2 separate regions of the Mus musculus genome follow, and region 1 is linked to region 2. Evidence: chromatin contacts called from ENCODE POLR2A ChIA-PET data. All regions are on one chromosome and are shown on one strand. Each heading gives the region's core, a stretch centred on a gene start or an enhancer-like site at or near the end of the contact. The rest is flanking DNA. Distances are from core to core; before and after follow the strand shown. Region 1 holds the start of Krt10 (keratin 10). Region 2 holds the start of Smarce1 (SWI/SNF related, matrix associated, actin dependent regulator of chromatin, subfamily e, member 1).

What was found. ChIA-PET counts read pairs that join two places held with the same protein, here RNA polymerase II (POLR2A).
Region 1: POLR2A ChIA-PET joins it to region 2 with 17 read pairs in Patski. The contact joins the promoter of Krt10 here to the promoter of Smarce1 in region 2. POLR2A ChIA-PET finds 5 or more read pairs at or near these places in 2 of 5 experiments (Patski and embryonic stem cell).

What each region holds. Positions count from the first base shown.
Region 1 is chr11:99,387,224-99,393,565 of GRCm38, forward strand. Krt10 (keratin 10) reads right to left here and starts at 2,141. Exons shown (of 8, transcript NM_010660.2): 1 at 1,516-2,141; 2 at 787-869; 3 at 275-431; 4 at 7-168. The coding sequence starts at 2,109.
Region 2 is chr11:99,228,316-99,234,217 of GRCm38, forward strand. It overlaps Smarce1 (SWI/SNF related, matrix associated, actin dependent regulator of chromatin, subfamily e, member 1), which reads right to left and starts at 2,702. Exons shown (of 11, transcript NM_020618.4): 1 at 2,087-2,702; 2 at 182-233; 3 at 1-3. The coding sequence starts at 188. Krt222 (keratin 222) reads right to left here. Exons shown (of 6, transcript NM_172946.3): 6 at 4,446-5,902.

The DNA of each region.
Region 1 (6,342 bases), core at 891-3,390, 160 kb after region 2:
GTTTACCTTCTGATTGAACCACTCTTCAGCATCCTTGCGATTCTTTTCTGCAAGTTGTTCGTATTGGTTTCTCATGTTGTTCAGCAGCTGAGTCAGGTCAACCCCTGGGGCAGCGTTCATTTCCACATTCACATCACCAGTGGACACATTTTGAAGGTCTCTCATTTCCTGTTTGAGGAGCAGTTAGATTTAATTAGTGAGTACACCACGACCCAGATGAGCTTTTTTTTTTTTCTTTAAAAGGGGGGAATGTAATTATGTAAATTTGTGTCACCTCTTCGTGGTTCTTCTTTAGGTAGGCCAGCTCTTCGTTCAGACTTTCGATCTGCATTTCCAGGTCAGACTTGCTAAGGGTCAGCTCATCCAGTACCCTGCGCAGGCCATTGATGTCGGCCTCCACGCTCTGGCGCAGGGTCACCTCATTCTCGTATCTGAAGCAAGCAAGATACAAACACTGAATATACAGGAGGATGACGGTATACCTGGATATACACGGACTACAGTGCAGATACAGATTTGGTTTCATGTCATGGCAACATTCATAATACACGAATTCATGTAGGAATATTAATTAATATAGTTTGATTTGAAGAAAGCTGTCACTTTAAAACACACCCTCCTTTAACGATTGCCCAAAAGATATGACAATTAAATTAAAAAAAAAAAACAAACAGCTTAGCACTGTTTCACTCCAGATGAGTTCAGGAGAGTGTAAAAGCTGTTGTGGGCATCCAGGAGCATTGTTGGAAGCCCCTGCTGTGTGTGCACCACATCCACATAGCTTACTTCAGCCTGAAGTCATCAGCTGCCAGGCGGGCATTGTCAATCTGCAGCAGCACGTTGGCATTGTCAGTTGTCAGGGTGAGGATCTGAGGGGAGAGACACACGTTATTGAAAAGATCAGGTGGGCTTCTGGCTTCTCAGGTTAGCATAGGTGAGTTGCATTTTAGATAGTTCTCTGACAAACTAAACATGGACTGTCCCAGACTTGCCCATACTTCCCCTCAGGTCTTTCAGGACCTTTATGGCTATGGTTGCTTTTTGAGCACTGGCTGGGATTGTACTATTCCTGCAGCCGACCCTTTCCTTTATAGTATGTGATTTGTTTGTGTTGCAGCTAACTTTTGAGTGACTCATGTTTGTATCTGTTTAACTTGTTATAAATACTTCTAGGGGTGAATTTATACATATCTATACATATATATGCATATATGTAACATACTCATTTAAAATTATCTTAGCTCCCACACTTATGTATGACCTAGCCTATTTTAACTGTGAACTCGCATATGTGTGTTAAAACCTATAAGGTTCTCAGTAGTCTGTCATCCTGGACGACAGGCAACACACATGCTAGATGACACATTGCCATAAATATCTTTGATGAGGCCTGGTTACACTAGACATGAAAAGGTAACAGGGAAGAGACAGCAGTCAGCTGTGCCACACTTGGCATAGCTTCCTCTGCATTGCATGCCTAGGAACGATGGAAAGCCGGAGTCTGAAGCGCCTTACCTGCCCCTTAAGGTCCTCGATGGTTTTGTAGTATTTGCTGTAGTCCCGGGGCTCTCGCTGGCTTGAGTTGCCATGCTTCTCGTACCACTCCTTGATTTTACCCTCCAGCTCGTAGTTTGACTCTTCCAGAGCCCGGACTTTGTCCATGTAGGAGGCCAGGCGGTCGTTCAGGTTCTGCATGGTCACCTTCTCGTTTCCGGAGAGAAGGCTGCCACCATCTCCTCCGAATCCACCACCGCCAAAGCCTCCTCCATAGCTACCGCCACCAAAGCTGCCTCCACCGAAGCTGCCACCTCCACCGAAGCTGCCACCCCCAAAACTGCTACCTCCATAGCCTCCCCCAAAGCTGCTTCCTCCATAGCCTCCCCCAAAGCTGCCTCCTCCTCCAAAACCTCCGTAACCACCTGATGAGCCCCCAAAGCAACCTCCCCCAGAGCTCCCACGGCTAAAAGAGCCACCGCTGAAGCCTCCTGAGCTATACCCTCCACCAAGAGAGCCCCTGGTGCTGGAAACCCTGACGGATCCACCACCGCCTCCTCCTCCACTGCGGGAGGAAGAGAACTGCTTGCTGCTGGAGCTGTATAGAACAGACATGGTGGTGTAGTGTAGCCCAGGGAGTGCCTGCTACCAAGGACAGTGCCGAGCCTTTATATACTGAGAGGGCGTGTCTCACAGGTGCTAGGCTTTGCTTACTTGCATGGTTTTCTTTTTGCCAGCATAGCATCTTTGGCTTATGATTGCATAAATTATCTTCAGTAATAACCAATACCTTTTCAATGCTTTTGAATTTGCCCTGAGTACAGATGGGAAATTTGCTATGTTGAAACTGAGAATGGGTGGAGTTCACATGAGTACATTTTACCTTTTGAAGATCATTGAGTAACTATTAAAAATCTAATTTTCTAATGTTAATTTAGCTTGTACTTAGTACTTGCTAGGTTCAAAAAGTAAAAGAACTTTGCTTATAAATTGTAGTTGAAATAAGGATTTTTCAAATTCCTGTTTTAGATAGCTTTGCGAATTGCAGTAAGTAGCAAGTGTGCTGAAATTGAGCTGTAAGAAGGATCTTGAAGTAAGTAAAAAATAGGATATGGTGAACTATTAGTGTTAAGAAATTGCCACATTTAAGAAGCAAGATTTAGGAAATTATATGTATGTATATGTAATATATATGTGTACATATAATATATAGTATATATTAATATATGGGATATATCACGTATACGTAAGAGATTATATATATGTATCTTGAGAGTATATTCATATTTCTTGCTTAGGGAACTGTACACAGGAATGACTATGGAATCTTTAAATTCTTGACAAAACCATGAACTTATTCTGCTTCATACTTTTCAGTTCATGGTTCGGGTGCCTGTGAAGAGCATGGGGCAGGGATTCTAAGCACGGGTGCCTGTGAAGAGCATGGGGCAGGGATTCTAAGCACGGGTGCCTGTGAAGAGCATGGGGCAGGGATTCTAAGCACGAGAACCGAGGAACTAACCTGAAGTGCCTTAAGCTCCGGGCTGATTACAAAGAGAGGTTTATTGCACGAAAAGTTTTCTTGTAGCTACATAAATTTAGGTTACAGACTGGCACTTGGTTCAGGACTTTTAGGACAGACTTGTACTTCTGTTTCCAAGCTAGATTTCCCCTCTCAGTAAACAAGAAAAACATATTTCCCTTGGATACACTGTGCTCAGACTTCAGTGGGACAGTATCCAGGGAAGTATTTAATTGGGACTTTACATGACATAAATTTATTTTATAACTACCCATAGGCTATGACATTGCTCTTGTTAAAATATATCACATATATAGTTATATGTATAGATTCACACATGTTTTAGAATTATGTAATGCTTTTTTGAGATAGGTCAATTTAAAAATCTCTAGAACAATGCACTGATAGGGCTAGCTGTTACAGTCTCAATTTTGTCAGGAAGGTGAAGCTAAGAAATGGAGTGATTTTTTCCTAATGCTAGCTGGCTGAACCGCAGTTGGAAGCCTGCTTGAGTCTGAGATTTGTCAGCTTTCTACTCTTCCACCTTGCATATTCCTTCTCTCCCATGGTAGATTTGCTGTTAGAGGAACTAAGGCTCCAGATCTCACCACTTGCTTCTCCCCATGGGGAAAAAGCAAAACAGAAAGAGCATGGAAATGGGAAAAATATTGAAAACCCAGGGACTTGACAGGGTTCCATTAGTAATTGCTTCTTCAAATGAAGTTTGTAGCTGCACATTCCATAGAACGGGGGCTACAGGAATCTGCAGGGAAAGGGGATTTGGCTGCCAGTATTGGTGAGGCGCTGCTTGTGAGCTGCGGGTTCCTGCCGCCAGGCTGCAGCTCCTCCACTCCTCCAACCTGTCAGAACCTGCAAGTAGGGCAGCAGCTGAAAGAAACAAAAAAGCCCTGAGCGTGGGAATTGATTGTTGTGAAGATAACATGTACGATAAATGGAGGCTAACAGGAGGGAAAGAAGACCCTGGCTGCTTCAGAGAGGTGAAGCCTCCCTCCCAGGACTTGACGAAAAGAGAAAGCAAAGCGCTCTCGGTGTTCCTGATGGCCGCCATGGGTTTAGGGTTTTGTTTTTCCTAGGTTTTCTTTAGTGTTAGCTTTTAATTTTCTGTGCTGGAGAAAAACATAAAAACCTCAATCTACCTTAAGATTGGACTAAAAATAGTAGGAAGAGATATCCACCATTTCACGGAGCAAACCTTTGTCTTTTTTTGCACTCACCGCCTGAATCGAGTCTTTGGCATGAGTGGGATCACAGAGATGCCAATGAGAGTGTCTGACATGAGCCCTGGCATCTCTCGCATGTGGTTGTCATAACCAACCTCCTAATCCCTCTGCCCTCAGAGTTGCTGTGTGTATAAGTCATGAGACGTCCAGATGGGGATGGCATTCCTTAAGGAGCTCTCCAAGTCATTGCAGTCTGACAGAAGGGAAATGCTAAGACCCGCAACTTAAGTGGTTCATGAATGGCAAAGGAGTGTGGGGCTGGGTGGAGCCCACATTTCCCTCCCATGTGTGGTCTTCAGATGGCTTACTTTCAGTCTCCCCCCAGTTCTCTAAGAATAGGTATTATGTGCCTAATTTTATAGCTGGAAAACACTAAACCTTAGAAATTTATAGAAATTATCCCAGAGGCGCAGAACTGGTTGTGCTAGAGTCTGGTTTTGCTATAGCGACAGAGATGATAGTTTTCCACGACATTGAACTGACGTTGATGAGGTCACTCATCAACTGGACTGAATTCCACAGCACAGTGGAATTGAGCTGAGTCTTGTGAAGCATGGGTTAGAATCTTCAGTATGTGCAACAGCAGAGAGAGGGCTGTTCTGGGAAGTGAGGACTGAAAAAAATACCCAGGTGTTTTAGCAGGTGGAGACTCGAAGTGGACCAGTTTGGTTGGAACGAGTCGCCCATATTCATTAATTTATTCATTTCTTCAACAGGTTTAATTGAGCGCCTATAATATGACCTGGGTTTACACAGATGACTAAGATATAATTTCTGCTCCTCAAGGGATATAGTGTGTCCCTGGAGAGGCAAACCAACATGCCCACGGAGGATCCAGGAGACTGTTAGAACAGTCTAGGCTGCCTTGGAGGGGATGGGCAGAGTGCTAAGGGAGTACAGAGCAGGATTCCGGGAGTTGTGTGAGAGACTTGTATAGCTCATTGTGACAAGGTATTGCTAAGGTCCATGCCTCTTCATTGACCAACGTGTAAAATTCAGTGATCCTAAATCTGCATTATCTTAGATCCTCCCACCCCTCCCAGTTTCTTCGTCTGTACTGTGATGGAAACTGCCTGGTGGCTCTGGAGGCTGCTGTAGGGATTCCGTGGGTGGCCTCTGGAGTCGGACTCACTGTTTACTGTGAAGCTTGATCCTCGTTTCCTCTCTCTAAAGTAGGAATTATAACTTTGCTAACTGTGGTGTCATCTTGGGAGACTCATGAGTTAACAAATACAACGCATTAGGATAGCAGATGGCAGGCGTAGCGGAAGAGCTTGGCGAACGCTTTTGTTATTCTCACTGATTTCTGTTTCTTACAGCCTAACCCACTTAGGGCTGCAAAATATGAAGGCATGAGCCATGGGAGATGGCTTAGGTGCCACAGTGCTCGTACTTGCTGAGCTCATTCAGCCCCTCAGAACCTGTGTGAAAAAGCTGAGCATGACGATCCCTCCCTGGAATTCCAGTGCAAGTAGACAGAGACCAGCGGCCCCCTGAGGCTGGCTGACCAGCCACCCAGTTTATTGGTAAACTTTAGGTTCCGTGAGAAGCCTTCTCTCAAGAATATGGTGGGCAGCAAGGAAGATACCTAACTTTGACCTTGATCTTCATAGACATGCACACATACACGCACATGTACACATGAAAACACACATACAGACACACACACATGTACACACACACACACACATGTACACACACATGTACACATAAAAACATATATACAGACACACACACAGACACAGATAGACAGACACACACAGACACACACACACACATGTACACACACATGTATACACACATGTACACATGAAAACATATATACAGACACACTCACACACATACAGATAGACAGACAGACAGACACATACACACACACACACACACACTGGAAGGATAGGGCTAGAGGGTGAAGAATGGCCAGGGAGAGAAGCAGGGTGAGGAAGGAGTTTTGAGCCTGCTGACTTCATGACAGATGTGCCATCCATTTTTCGGTGAGCGATATTTGCTTCCCTTGGTGTTTGAAAAACTCATCCATTTCCTACCGACCAATAACTCACTAATCTTACCATATCTTGCTGCCAC
Region 2 (5,902 bases), core at 1,452-3,951:
TTTCTGTTTGAAAGAAAATAAATAACTTCTTGTAAACAACTGAGATATAATACTATGCAACAAAACTACCAATGGTCCTGCTTTGAAGAAAAAAAAAAATGAGAGTATTTTGGAATTCCCATTTGCTAGGGCATTAGTCTCGTATTAACACAGATTGATAAATATAAAAATTGAAACTTACTTGACATTTTGGAAGATTAAGTTCTCAGTTCCTTAAGAATGAATCTGAGACACTAAAATAAAAAAAAAGAAAAAAAAGAAAAAAAAAGAGAATCAAAACTCAGCAAGCATAAGAGAATGTTTTCCTAAAGAATAGGGTAGTTTGGTATTTCTGAGCAAAATTACTTCACTATTAATTGCTAGTAATCAAGCCTTTTGCATATTTTTAACTAGTTCTTACATTCATTTGATTGATCAGAATTAAATGATGAAAATAAATTACTGGGAAATTTAGAGTTATATTAGAGATGGATTTTTAGGTTTTTGCTTATGATACTGAGAGCAGCGTCTTGTATGGAAAACATTTTGCTGATGCCATGCAAACGATTACTTAGACTGATAAAAAAAAATAATGACAATAGAATGTGATGTATTATCCGGGTGACCCCAACAAGGCCTACCAGATACTGACAACCCCTGATTAGAAGCTCTGCCTTATTTAGGGAACATCTTTCATTGAAACAGAGTCATGTCTTATTCCTGGAGGCAGTGTGAAAGGTAAGTCAGTATGATAACAAACTTTACATTCTCTTTTGTTGGTAAATAGTTTCATAAGAGCCGGGAACAATTTTCTGAGGCTACTTACAGGACACATGTTGTTCCTTTACAGCTCATTTCAGAAATTATCTCAGGTACTTTCTTGATACATCATCGGGACAGAATAAATTATATCTCGTCTCTGTATTCCTACATGGCTTACAAAGACCAGCGGCACTTTCCCTCCAACAACATGTGAATGTGCTAGGTTTTGCCTTGCAAGAGAGGAGGGATGGTCTAATTTATTACTGTATTATTCAAACATAGCTCAAGTCTTCATAAATTTGGTCCTAGTATGGCCAGCTCGAAACATGGACATATCTGAGCTTGTTCCTTACTCAACATAGACCACAAATGGTAATGCATAAGAGATGAAAACTTATTTTTAGAAGGATGGTGAATACACTTTTTTTTCTCCTAGTTTTCATTTTAAGGAAGTGCCTCAAATCATCAAGGTAAGAGTTTCTGATGTGGAAATAGCTAAGTTTTTTCAATTCATCTCTTTTTTTCCTTCCATCAACACCCAGTAGGCCTTGCTGTGGGGAGCCCCGACAGAAACTGTGACAGGGTCCCTGGTACCTTACACTTCACTGCTAATACTTACAAATGATTGCTCTCCCGGGCTAAGCATATAAACTCTAGTAGTGAGTGGATCTAACCATTGTGCCTGGGACGCAACTCTGTATTTATTGAATTAATTACCTTACTGGTCAGGCTTATAACACAGTCTTACTCACTAGTCACAACGACCCTACCCGATGCGTATGACTGTCCCCATTTTACAAAGGAAGAAAACAGTCTCGGGGCGATTAAGTGTCTAAGGCCAGAGACCCGGAATTGTCAGAGATGGGTTTAAACCCAACCCACACCGTCTCAGACTTCACTCCAGGCCACCCCGGGAATCCTTAAGTCGCTGCCTGAACCAAATAAAAAATAAAAATAAACAAAGGGGGGGGGGGACGACCACCTTCGTGGTGGGTGAGGATCCCCGCTGGCCTTGCCCAGAGGGTTTCCGGAGATCCTTTCCCTGGAGTTTTGTGGCGGGCGGAGGGCGAGCTTTTCTGGAAACTCCCCTGCAGGGGGTTGTGCATTGGTGCTCACCGGCGTCGGGAGTCCCGCGGAAAGGGACTACCGGCGCCTCCGAGGAGCTGTTCCGGACGGGGTTGCCCCGCCGCCGCTAGGCCTCACCGAGGCCGCACCGGCTCTAGCTCCCGCCTCGCAGCCGAGGCCGAACCCCAGCACCCCGCGGGAGCTCGGGGTCCCGCCAAGCAGAAACACCACCGCTCGCCACCCTTCCCCGACCGGGTTGGGCCCACTGGGAAACACTCACCCGCGGGCCGAGCAGGCGCCCGCAGCTCCGGCTTCGCTTCCCTTTGTCCCGCGCTCGCCCCGCCCCTCGCGCCGGAGCTTCCGCGCTCGCACTTTCCACACGCTCCCGGGAATTGTCTGCCGGCCGCGGCCGGCTCCCGGCAGACGAACAGCCCTTCCAGTGAGCACGCGGCGAGGCTTAGGGCGCCAAGGATTTTTAAAAAAAATTTCGTCAGGCTCCTGGGTTTCCTCAGAAGTCTTCCAATTTGGATCCCGTCCCAGTCGGGCGCCGATTCGTCACGGCGAGGAGGGCGGAGAAGGCTGGGCCGCGTTGCGGGCCCTGGTTCGCGGCCCGGCGGCAGGAACTGCGCAGACTGCGCGCCCGGGGCTTCACTGAGGCGGTGGGCGCCGCCGCGTGAGGCGGGCGCCGGAGGGGAAAGGCTCGCCGGAGCCTCTCCCGGGAGAGGGTGGGACGCAGTTCCCACACACCATGCACTCTGGCTTTTCCCTTCGCTCTGGTCTTCAGTCCTCCGCTGATGGACGTATGAATGGAGAAGATGGAGAATGTAGGCGGGGAGGACCCGGGTCGCTGCGTTTAGGTCCTTGCTGGCGCCCAGCGGGGCTCCCCTGCCTCCGCCTAAGCGAAAAGCAACACGGGAGTTTTGTAGTTTTCCCAGATGTTTCTAGAGGTCGAGTGATGGCGGCGGGTTTCTGCGCCTAGGGTCCTCAGATGTCAGCTCACTCCTTCCAGCTGGCATACCTGTGACAATTCACATCCCTTCCCAGGAGGGCCAGTTCAGCTCAGCCTCGCTTGTCTTTAAACAGTTCAGTGTTTCTTTGTGATGCCCTCCTGGAACTTTCCCAAGCCGGTCCTGTATCTGATACCCTCTATATGGGATTGGGCCATCTGCTATCTTGGAAAGTCTTGAAAACAAAGTTTTAGGCATCTGGACCGGACAATTTCATAATTACCAATGATTTCTAAGGGCTAGACATGTAATTGTTCAGTGAGTGTGCGTGGAGCCACCTTTCTGGACCATTCCAGGGCTATTTTTTTTTTAAACTAATTAACGAATACTTTGGCGGATTATACAAAGTAGAGAACACTTGGCTAGTGTGGGTCACGTCACGGTGGAGGAAAAATGAACAGAGCATCTGTGGTTATCTAAGGTCAATGTTAGCATCTAGAGAAACTGGCTGAATGCTGGGACTACCTGTTGGCCCTTATCCTGGTTGTGACAACAGGAAGTGAGGTATCTTTAGAAGTGATAAGTGATAATACTGTCCAGTTCTTCCATCGCCCAATATTTTCATACTCTGGTGAAATTATCGAAATGAACCGGTATTGTAAGGAAAGACTAAAGGAGAGGTTTGTTTTGTTTTGTTTTCAGATGAATGCATAGCATAAGGGAATGATCTGAAAATGTTTTTTTTTTAACACAAAGAGCATAGAGAAGGTGAATGTAGGATCCACACAATTACAGCAGGGATCCAGTGGCTTCTTCCTCTGCCCAGTAATTCCAGCCTTGTTACTTCCCGGTCTTAGCAAGGACTATGGAATGGTGGAAAAGGGGGTACAGGCACAGTGCTCCGGAGCATGTGTGCACGCGCATGCATGCTGCAAGGTGCCATTCCCAGCTGGGCAGTTAGTTCTCTGAAACTCAGCGGTGTCTGCATGCTGTGGTGGGAAAGGGCTGGCACAAAATTGGCTTAAAAAAGGGGAATTGATTGAGTTCTAAGTGGACAGCGGCATGGCATTCTTTCTTGTTCTTTTTACTTCTGTGAGGCGCTAGGGATTGAATCCAGGGTCCCGAACAGGTCCTGCAGCACTTTTCTTTCCTTTCCTTTTTTCTTTTTTTTTTGGTTTTCCGAGACAGGGTTTCTTTGTGTAGCCCTGGCTGTCCTGGAACTCATTCTGTAGACCAGGCTGTCCTCGAACTCAGAAATCTGCCTGCCTCTGCCTCCCGAGTGCTGGGATTAAAGGCGTACGCCACCACACCCGGCCTGCAGCACTTTTCAAATAATGCTGTCTACTATTATATCTCCCCAGAATTATAGGATTTTATAATTATGGTTATGATGCGTGTGTGTGTGTGTGTGTGTGTGTGTGTGTGTGTGTTTGTAGGATCTTACTACGTAGTTCAGGCTGGTCTGGAACTCAAAATCTTTCCTCTGCCTTCCACGAGCTGGGATCGCAGGTGTGTACTGTCAGCACCTAGCTGGATTTTAAAACTTAATCCTTAATTTATCTTGGAAACCAAGTTAAACCCTTCATCTCCTATCACTGGAGCTGTCTTCCTCAAGTGATTTAGCTTTGTTTGGCTTAACCATGCACAGACATCTTTGAAATAGGAGAACCCAAATACAAGGAAGCCTTAGAGTTCATGTTTAAATTTTTTTTTATTATGGTGGCATCATTTACTTTGGTAAATTCATATTCTGATTTTAAAATGCCTCAAAGCAAACAAAACTCATTTACAAATTCAAGTACTGCATGTTACACACAGAATAGCCACACAGTGGAACTTCTCTAGCAAGCTGTTAATTCACAATGCCCAGTCCCAACACTGCAGTAGATTGCACTAAATGTATCGCTTTATCGTAATTGTTGTTGCATAATGCAGTAACCAGTACAATGGCTAATATGATTGCAGTCAAAGCTTTAATAAAGTAGCAGCATTTAATGATGAATACTCCCCCTCCCTTTTTTTTTTCCCTGAGGTCCAGACCCAGTGCCTCCTATGTGCTAGGTGAAGTTCTGCCACCTTGCGGTACCCCCAGCCTGAAAGAAACATTTAATGTGTAGGATGCAATTTTAGGTCAGGCGCTTATTCAAGAATAAGTGCTTAATATGCTGTTGTAACATTGAAGAACAGCATCGTTCATTTTTACTCACTAACTAGAGTGAGTCAGGCTGAAGGCAACCTGGAGTAATGAAAAAGGGGAACGTTAAACCTCTGGATTACACTAAAAGCTAACTAATGTAAGTTCCTTGTGGCTAAAGCATATTTACTAGTCAACATATATACACACATGTGGAGAGGGAGGGAGGGGGAGAGGAGGGTGGGCTTTGAAGGCCCCACTAAAATGCTAATATAGCTGTAGCCCTTAGATGATACTTGAGCTGAGAACAAAGAACAGTGGCCAATGGTTTGTACTCCTTATTTGTTGTTGTTTAGGAAAAAAAAAGCCTAAAATATCTAAATGTCGTAAAACAGATATCTACTATTTAAGGTCTCAAAGTAAATGTACCTGCATTAAACAAATTTAGGTTGTTTTTTAAAAAACAAAACAAACTTTGCAATGGGGCTAGAGAGATGGCTCAGAGGTTAAGAGCAGTGGCTGCTCTTCTAGAGGTCCTGAGTTCAATTCCCAGTAACCACATGGTGGCTCACAACCATCTGTCATGAGATCTGATGCCCTCCTTCTGGGGTGCAAGCATATATGTATAGCAAGTAAATAATAACAATTAAAAACAAAACCAGAAAACAACTTTGCAACAATTTTTCACTTATTCACAAATATATTTTACATCTCTATTTATTACAGTTTGAACAATTTAAAATCAAGTTCTGCAGGCACTCTTAGCTCAGATAGCAGTACTATGCTGTTAGCTCACAGAAATGACTGCAAGGACTATTTCTCTGAGTTCATAGACTCTTTCCTCTCAGGCCCATAGCACACGCTACTCACACTTCATTTTGCAGATGGTGAGCAGCTGGGTAACTGTCCTGGTAACTGGATTCACCACAATCTCAATGTGCTTTAAAAGGTTTGTACAGCTGGAGTGTGTGTATGTCCGGGTGTGTGTGTGTGTGTGTGTGTACAACCTTTAACT